Regions from separate parts of the Homo sapiens genome. Here region 1 is linked to region 2. A link is an interaction called in ENCODE POLR2A ChIA-PET data of the cell type or tissue named here. Cell type or tissue: OCI-LY7. All regions are shown on one strand. Links, peaks and the distances in the headings refer to the core of each region. The heading gives the core; the rest is flanking DNA. Region 1 overlaps ENOX2 (ecto-NOX disulfide-thiol exchanger 2). Region 2 overlaps SLC25A14 (solute carrier family 25 member 14).

What was found. ChIA-PET counts read pairs that join two places held together with the same protein. Peaks named below come from ENCODE experiments on the same cell type or tissue, not always from the same donor. Only the 100,000 strongest peaks of a DNase experiment are listed, where the experiment ranks them.
Region 1: POLR2A ChIA-PET joins it to region 2 with 9 read pairs; 1 of 35 experiments calls an interaction of 5 or more read pairs at or near these places.

The regions. Positions count from the first base shown.
Region 1 is chrX:130,835,449-130,838,372 of GRCh38, reverse strand. The region is part of intron 2 of ENOX2 (ecto-NOX disulfide-thiol exchanger 2); the gene reads left to right. It overlaps LOC124905217 (a long non-coding RNA gene), which reads right to left. Exons shown (of 2, transcript XR_007068334.1): 2 at 2,150-2,523. Among named protein-coding and RNA genes, the nearest start is that of ENOX2-AS1, 34 kb to the right of the region's middle. In OCI-LY7, for the core only: no CTCF peak of the experiment used is centred there; a DNase peak (open chromatin) is centred at 1,742.
Region 2 is chrX:130,343,834-130,346,757 of GRCh38, reverse strand. SLC25A14 (solute carrier family 25 member 14) reads right to left here. Exons shown (of 11, transcript NM_001282195.2): 3 at 1,483-1,576; 4 at 67-214. Among named protein-coding and RNA genes, the nearest start is that of SLC25A14, 5.4 kb to the right of the region's middle. In OCI-LY7, for the core only: no CTCF peak of the experiment used is centred there; no DNase peak of the experiment used is centred there; H3K4me3 peaks cover 615 bases; H3K27ac peaks cover 1,052 bases.

The sequences.
Region 1 (2,924 bases), core at 295-2,794, 490 kb before region 2:
TTCGCTCTTGTCCCCCAGGCCGGAATGCAGTGGCGCGATCTCGGCTCACTGCAACCTCTGTCTCCTTGGATCAAGCGATTCTCCTGCCTCAGCCTCCCAAGTAGCTGGGATTACAGGCATGCACCACTATGCCCGGCTAATGTTTGTATTTTTAGCAGAGACGGGGTTTTACCATGTTGGCCAGGCTGGTCTCATAACTCCTTACCTCAAGTGATCCGCCCACTTCAGCCTCCCAAAGTGCTGGGGTTACAGGCATGAGCCATCATGCCAGGATAGTAGGTGTTATCTGCTTTCAAAGTGTCTGATTTGAAGGTATCAGATAACTTGCCTAATACAGAGTTAATATAAAGCAGAGAGATGCATACCTTTGAAGCTCATGCTTTGGATAGGAGTCTTCAAATATTTGAAGAGCTGATATGAACAAGAGGATTGAAGATTGATATGTGTCACTCCAGAGGGTATCCTTAGTAGTGATAGTAGCAGTTGTAAATGTAGCAGTAATATTAGCAGTAAGATCAAGAGCTGATATTTACTGAGCACTTATTTTGTACCAGGGACTGTGCTAAGTACTTGATTTGTGTTAACTTGTTTAATTGCAATCCTATGAGGTAGGTACTATTGTTATCTCCATTTTTACATATAAAGAAACTGAAACACAGAGATTAAGTGATCTACCCAAGATCATATAAATGAGGGAACCTGGATATGAACCCAGGTAGCCATAGGAATTCAGATTTTCGCCTAGCATATAGGGGAAAACCTTTCTATTCAAACTGTCTGGCGGTGGAATGGGTGTTCTTATGAAGCAAGGACTTTTCCAGTCCTGAACATGTTTAAGTATGTCTAGATGCCACTGTTAGGCATGCTGTGAATGAGATTCTTTTACTGGGATCAAGGTTAAAAGTAAGATAACCTCAAAGGACCATTTCAACTCTAAAATTATACAAATCTGATTTGACATGTCTACTGGTTAGTGAGCAGCTATGACCTTTCTAGTCCATTTGTGGACTTAGTTGGGTACTCAGAGCTCATAGTAGAAAGGCTTCACTTCTGTTACTGTAGATGAGCTGTTGGCACAGGAGAAGTATAAGTTAATGCACTGGGCCACCAAATGGAGAGAAGCCATTCCAAGGGTCTGTTGCAAGAACCAATTTAGAAACCACTGGACAAGGTCAAAAGAAATCCATTAATGAAAATTGATTAGTCTGTAAGGTTCTGGTTTCTCATTGTAATAATTTGTAATCCAAATGAATTTAGTACCCACTTTCAAATTCCAACACTTTCAATTTTATCTTAATAATTCCTAGTATCAACCTGCCATATGCTTCTTCCCTTTCCAACCCTGTGATAATGTCAGTTATCTATTCATTCAGACACCTTTGTATTTCTAATATTGGCCAACTAAAAAAGCCATCTGTGGGTTCATATAAAATGCTCACCTAGAGGATAAAAGGTTTCATTGAATTTAAAAACACAAAGTACTATGCCATGAGGAAAATAACCCACAGATAAAGCTAAATAGCTTACTCTCTTCCTCTCCCCCAGCCTTTCTTTGCCTTTCTTTGGCTACCTTTATAAAATAAAATATTTCATGAGAAAAATTAGCTCTCTAGGAATTCCATCACTGTCAGTAGTAAAAGTGAGAAGACACTATCAGTAACCTCTTTTACCCACTCTTGAGAGCTTTGGAAAGGCAGCTAGGAACGTAGCTTATCACTACTTCCTGGGTCAGAGATAACAGCTGTTAGTCACCTGGGAAGGCAGCAGAGCAGAGAGAAGCTAGCCAAGAACTGCTCTGGAGAAATACAAACATAAAAGCTTAAGACTCTTCAATCAGTTGCTCCTCAGACTGCTGAAAACCCCCTGTAGAAGGCCAGTCGAGTCTTTGAATGTGCTCATTTTTTTTTTTCTGGAGACTCACTGATCAATTTGGTATTGTGCATTGTACAAAGGATCAAAAATCAGAGTCTGCCTACATTGATTGTGATTCCATGTGTCTTGCTAAGGTTACGTGACATTTTTCCCAGATGCTCAGTCCCTAGAGAAGGGAATTCTCTAACAGTGGTCTAGTTATGTTTCATATCTAGCCTTTCTCTCAATTCAACTTAAAGCACCAGTGATATTTCAGAAACAAAGTCTGAGACTTTTATTATTAGAAACATTTTTATTGACCTAACAGAAGCCTTTGATTTAGTCACCCATATACAGTTTCTTCAGAAATCCCGTGATTCTGGATTTAGCAGTGACCCTGTAAAATGGTTTTCTCTCCATTTAGTTCTTGCCAACTTAGCCTCGACCTGGAGGTCCAAAATACTTGCAGACTGTCATTTTTAGTGAAGAATAACTGAAGTCTTTCGTTGGCTGATGGTGAAGGAGAGTTCAAAGACTACGCTGGCAGCTCCATTTGCTATCACAGGAAGTTTCTCCTTTTGAAATCATCTCCCTCTTTCTAGCAGATCTGCTGTGTCAAGGGTGTGCTTTTTAGCAGAATTTATTCCTTGAGTTGCTTTCGGTGTAAGTTATCTGCAAAGGCAAAACATTCATGGTAATTTATGTGACATAACTTATTTCAGTAGAGTAATAGAATGGTAGAGCTAAAGGGGATGTTATGGAAGCTTCTGCTTGATATTCTTGTTTTATAGATGGGGAAACTGAGGCACAGAGGTGTTAAATTACTCACCTGAAGCCATACAAACTAGTTAGTGTCAGAGCCTAGAGTACAAACCCAGGCCTCGGGACTCCTAATCAAGTGTTTTTTTCTAATATGTTATGCTGCTTTCTGCCTAGCTAATTCGTGTAGAATTTACCTATCATAATATACATACATATTACATGTAAATAAATATTAAATAGACAGATATGTATGTTATGTATTCTATTGGTGGCAACATAACCTAGCAGTTAAGAGCAGACATAGATCTGAA
Region 2 (2,924 bases), core at 303-2,802:
AGCTGAAAACTATGGCTTCTTTAAAAAGCATTTCTGTTAATGATATAAGGAAAGAACCAGTCTCACCCTGAATAGAGAGCCAATACACCTTCCTCTTTACAGATGCGAAACAGCGCATGGAACATCCCTCTATATTTTATCTCTTTGAAACGGGCATCAATGCTTTGGCCTTGAACCTGAAGTCGTGTTTTGGTAAGGTCCACAGGGAAAGTCCCTATAAAGGAACACACTTATTTATAAGTATGTCCAAAGAATCACAGTTAAGTTGTTGCTAAATATAAGCCAAGGACAATATTTGAATCCTAAGACAAAGTCCTTTTTATAACACATAGAAGAGCTCTAGTAGAATACCACTGTCAGAGAACATGAGTTGCATGTGGTAAGTGAAATGCATTATACTATACATAGGCAGCACCAATTGACCCACAATATACTTCAAACTGTAATATAATAAAATGCTTTCAGATTGCCCTATTATAAATGCAAAATAATTAAATGTTGTTTTTTATTTCATCTGTAACATATAATCTGGCATTTATCAGTCTCCCTCCTGCCCCTTCCCACCCCAAGTCTCCCCACCTCTGTGTCTCATAAAATCTCCCTAAATTTTCACAAAGATAGGAAAGCATGGGATTGCTGCTCCAGATGCTCTTATATAGTGTTACAAAGTTTTGTGGGGTTTTTCTTTTATCTGTTTACAAGAAACAAATAGTCCCCTAATATTATGAAAGATAATGGCAAAGTCTTATTTGGTTCTACTCATCCTGGTCCCTTAGGTAATTCAGGACTAATACCAGCAGAGTGTTTGGGGGGGAAATTTCTTTAACCAAACCTCTTACATCAACAAACAGAAGTGGTCATCACATTGACAAAATATATTTCAGGGTGTAAAACTAACAAGGTGATTAGGTAGCTCTGGTCACTGATGACCCAAATATCACAACACCACAGGATATGCCAAGAACGTCAGTAGTCACTCATGAATAGTTTAGAAAAGAGAACATCTGGAAGATGAAAAAAACGACAATCTAAAAATATTTCAAAATCAAAATCATGTAGAAGAGAATCTTGTTTGATCTTGTTAGTACATTTTCTTCTAAAATGGGAAAGAGGTTTGAAAAAAAGGACTTTCAGTACAAATAAACTTATAAATAATTTAGCATAAAAGACTATTAATACAGAAATATAGCAAAAACCCTTATGACATATCAACTCCCTCTATATATTCATGTATTTTACTTAAGCCTAGCAAACTAACAAATCACTAAACTACCAAAAAAGCTTTCCTTAGTTTGACTTTTCTTAACTCATCTGCCATACCATCAGTAGTACTTTCCCTGAAATATTACTTCATGGCTTTGAGACAATTTTCAAAATAAGGCGAGCTTCTTATTTTTTACCTAGCTTTCACCAAAAATAACCATCATCATAAGCTACCATCTATACCGTATAATGCAGATTTGTCATTTCTCACATTCTTACCAAACTCAGCCACGATAGAGGCAAGGCCGCCATATACAAAGGGTTTCCAATTCAGACCAGACATCTCATGACTTACAGTGGTACTTTTCTGGTGCTAAAAATAAACACAAATCAGAACAAGGCACAAGAGTGAGGAGCATTTGTTAGCATCTGATCATATAATTTAGATAAACAAAATTGGCAAATAAAATAGATGTAGAAGAAAAACCCCACCAAGTGGAATGACACAAAAATGGGGGATCCTGTTTTATGTGCTGGATGATCATGAGTTTGTTCTTTACTGACATTTTGTAGGGGTAGGCGTGTGATTCACTCAGAGATCAACCTGTGCCCTTCATTCTCTCCAGTTTCTTTAATGTTATATTCATCCCCACCCAGAGAAGAGGCTTCAGTCCATCCAGCACACCCAACTTTGACATTCAACTAGATAATTACAAATGAAGGAACCCGGAATTCAAATTATATAGGCTGAGGCATCTCATAAAAGCAGTTCATGGTATTCAGTTAGCTTGATTCAGGTGCAAAGCACAGGCTCACACTACTACTCTCTCATATTCTTAGCCCTCCTATCTCTCTACTATAGGGTTTCTAGCTATATATAACTTTGTCCCCCCAACTAGGCCCAGGCTGAGCTAAGAACTTTTTCACCTTCCTTCTAGCGCCCAAAGGAATGATAGCAATATGATGTCTATCTTCCCTCTGACATTTAACGTACATCCATCTAGTGGATCTCCTTTTCCTTCCTCTTGGCCTTTTAAAACACACACATATAAATACTGTTCTTCTTTTATGTTCTAGTTCTTTAACAACGTATTCTGCTCCCAGCCTCCCTTTTCTCCTTCCCTATCCCACCCCCGTTAGACCTGTCATCATCAATCTTTTCAGCTTTACTCTCTTTTTCTGCCACTGTCAGCTTGCTCTCTCTTGGATTTTATTTTTTCCAGAGCTCTGGCCTCTAGGTTTTGCAAATTTTAGCATGTATTAGAATCATCTAGAAGGTCTATTAAAACATAGATTGTTGGGCCTCTCCCCCAGAGTTTCTGATTGGTGGTATGGCCCTGAGAATTTGCAAGATCCCAAATAACGCTGATACTTCCACACTTAAGAACTGCTCTAGGCATTGCCTACTAAATCCTGGTCCATCTGAAAGTAGTATCTGTTCTTAGCATGGACTCTCAGATTTCTTTCAAATATTCCTTTTTCAGAGCTTCACAGTATGTATACTTCTGAATTTCAAAAGCAACTTCCAAGTGGTTTATGGTGAGGAATGCAGACTCCTGAAGTCAGACTGTTAAAATTTAAATGCTAACTCCAGATTCATTTCCTGACTCCACCACTTACTAGTTCTGTGACCTTGGGCAAGTTAATCTCTCTATGCCTCCACTTTCTGAACTGTAAAATGGAACTAATAATAAAAACTATATCATAGGGTTGTTGTGAAA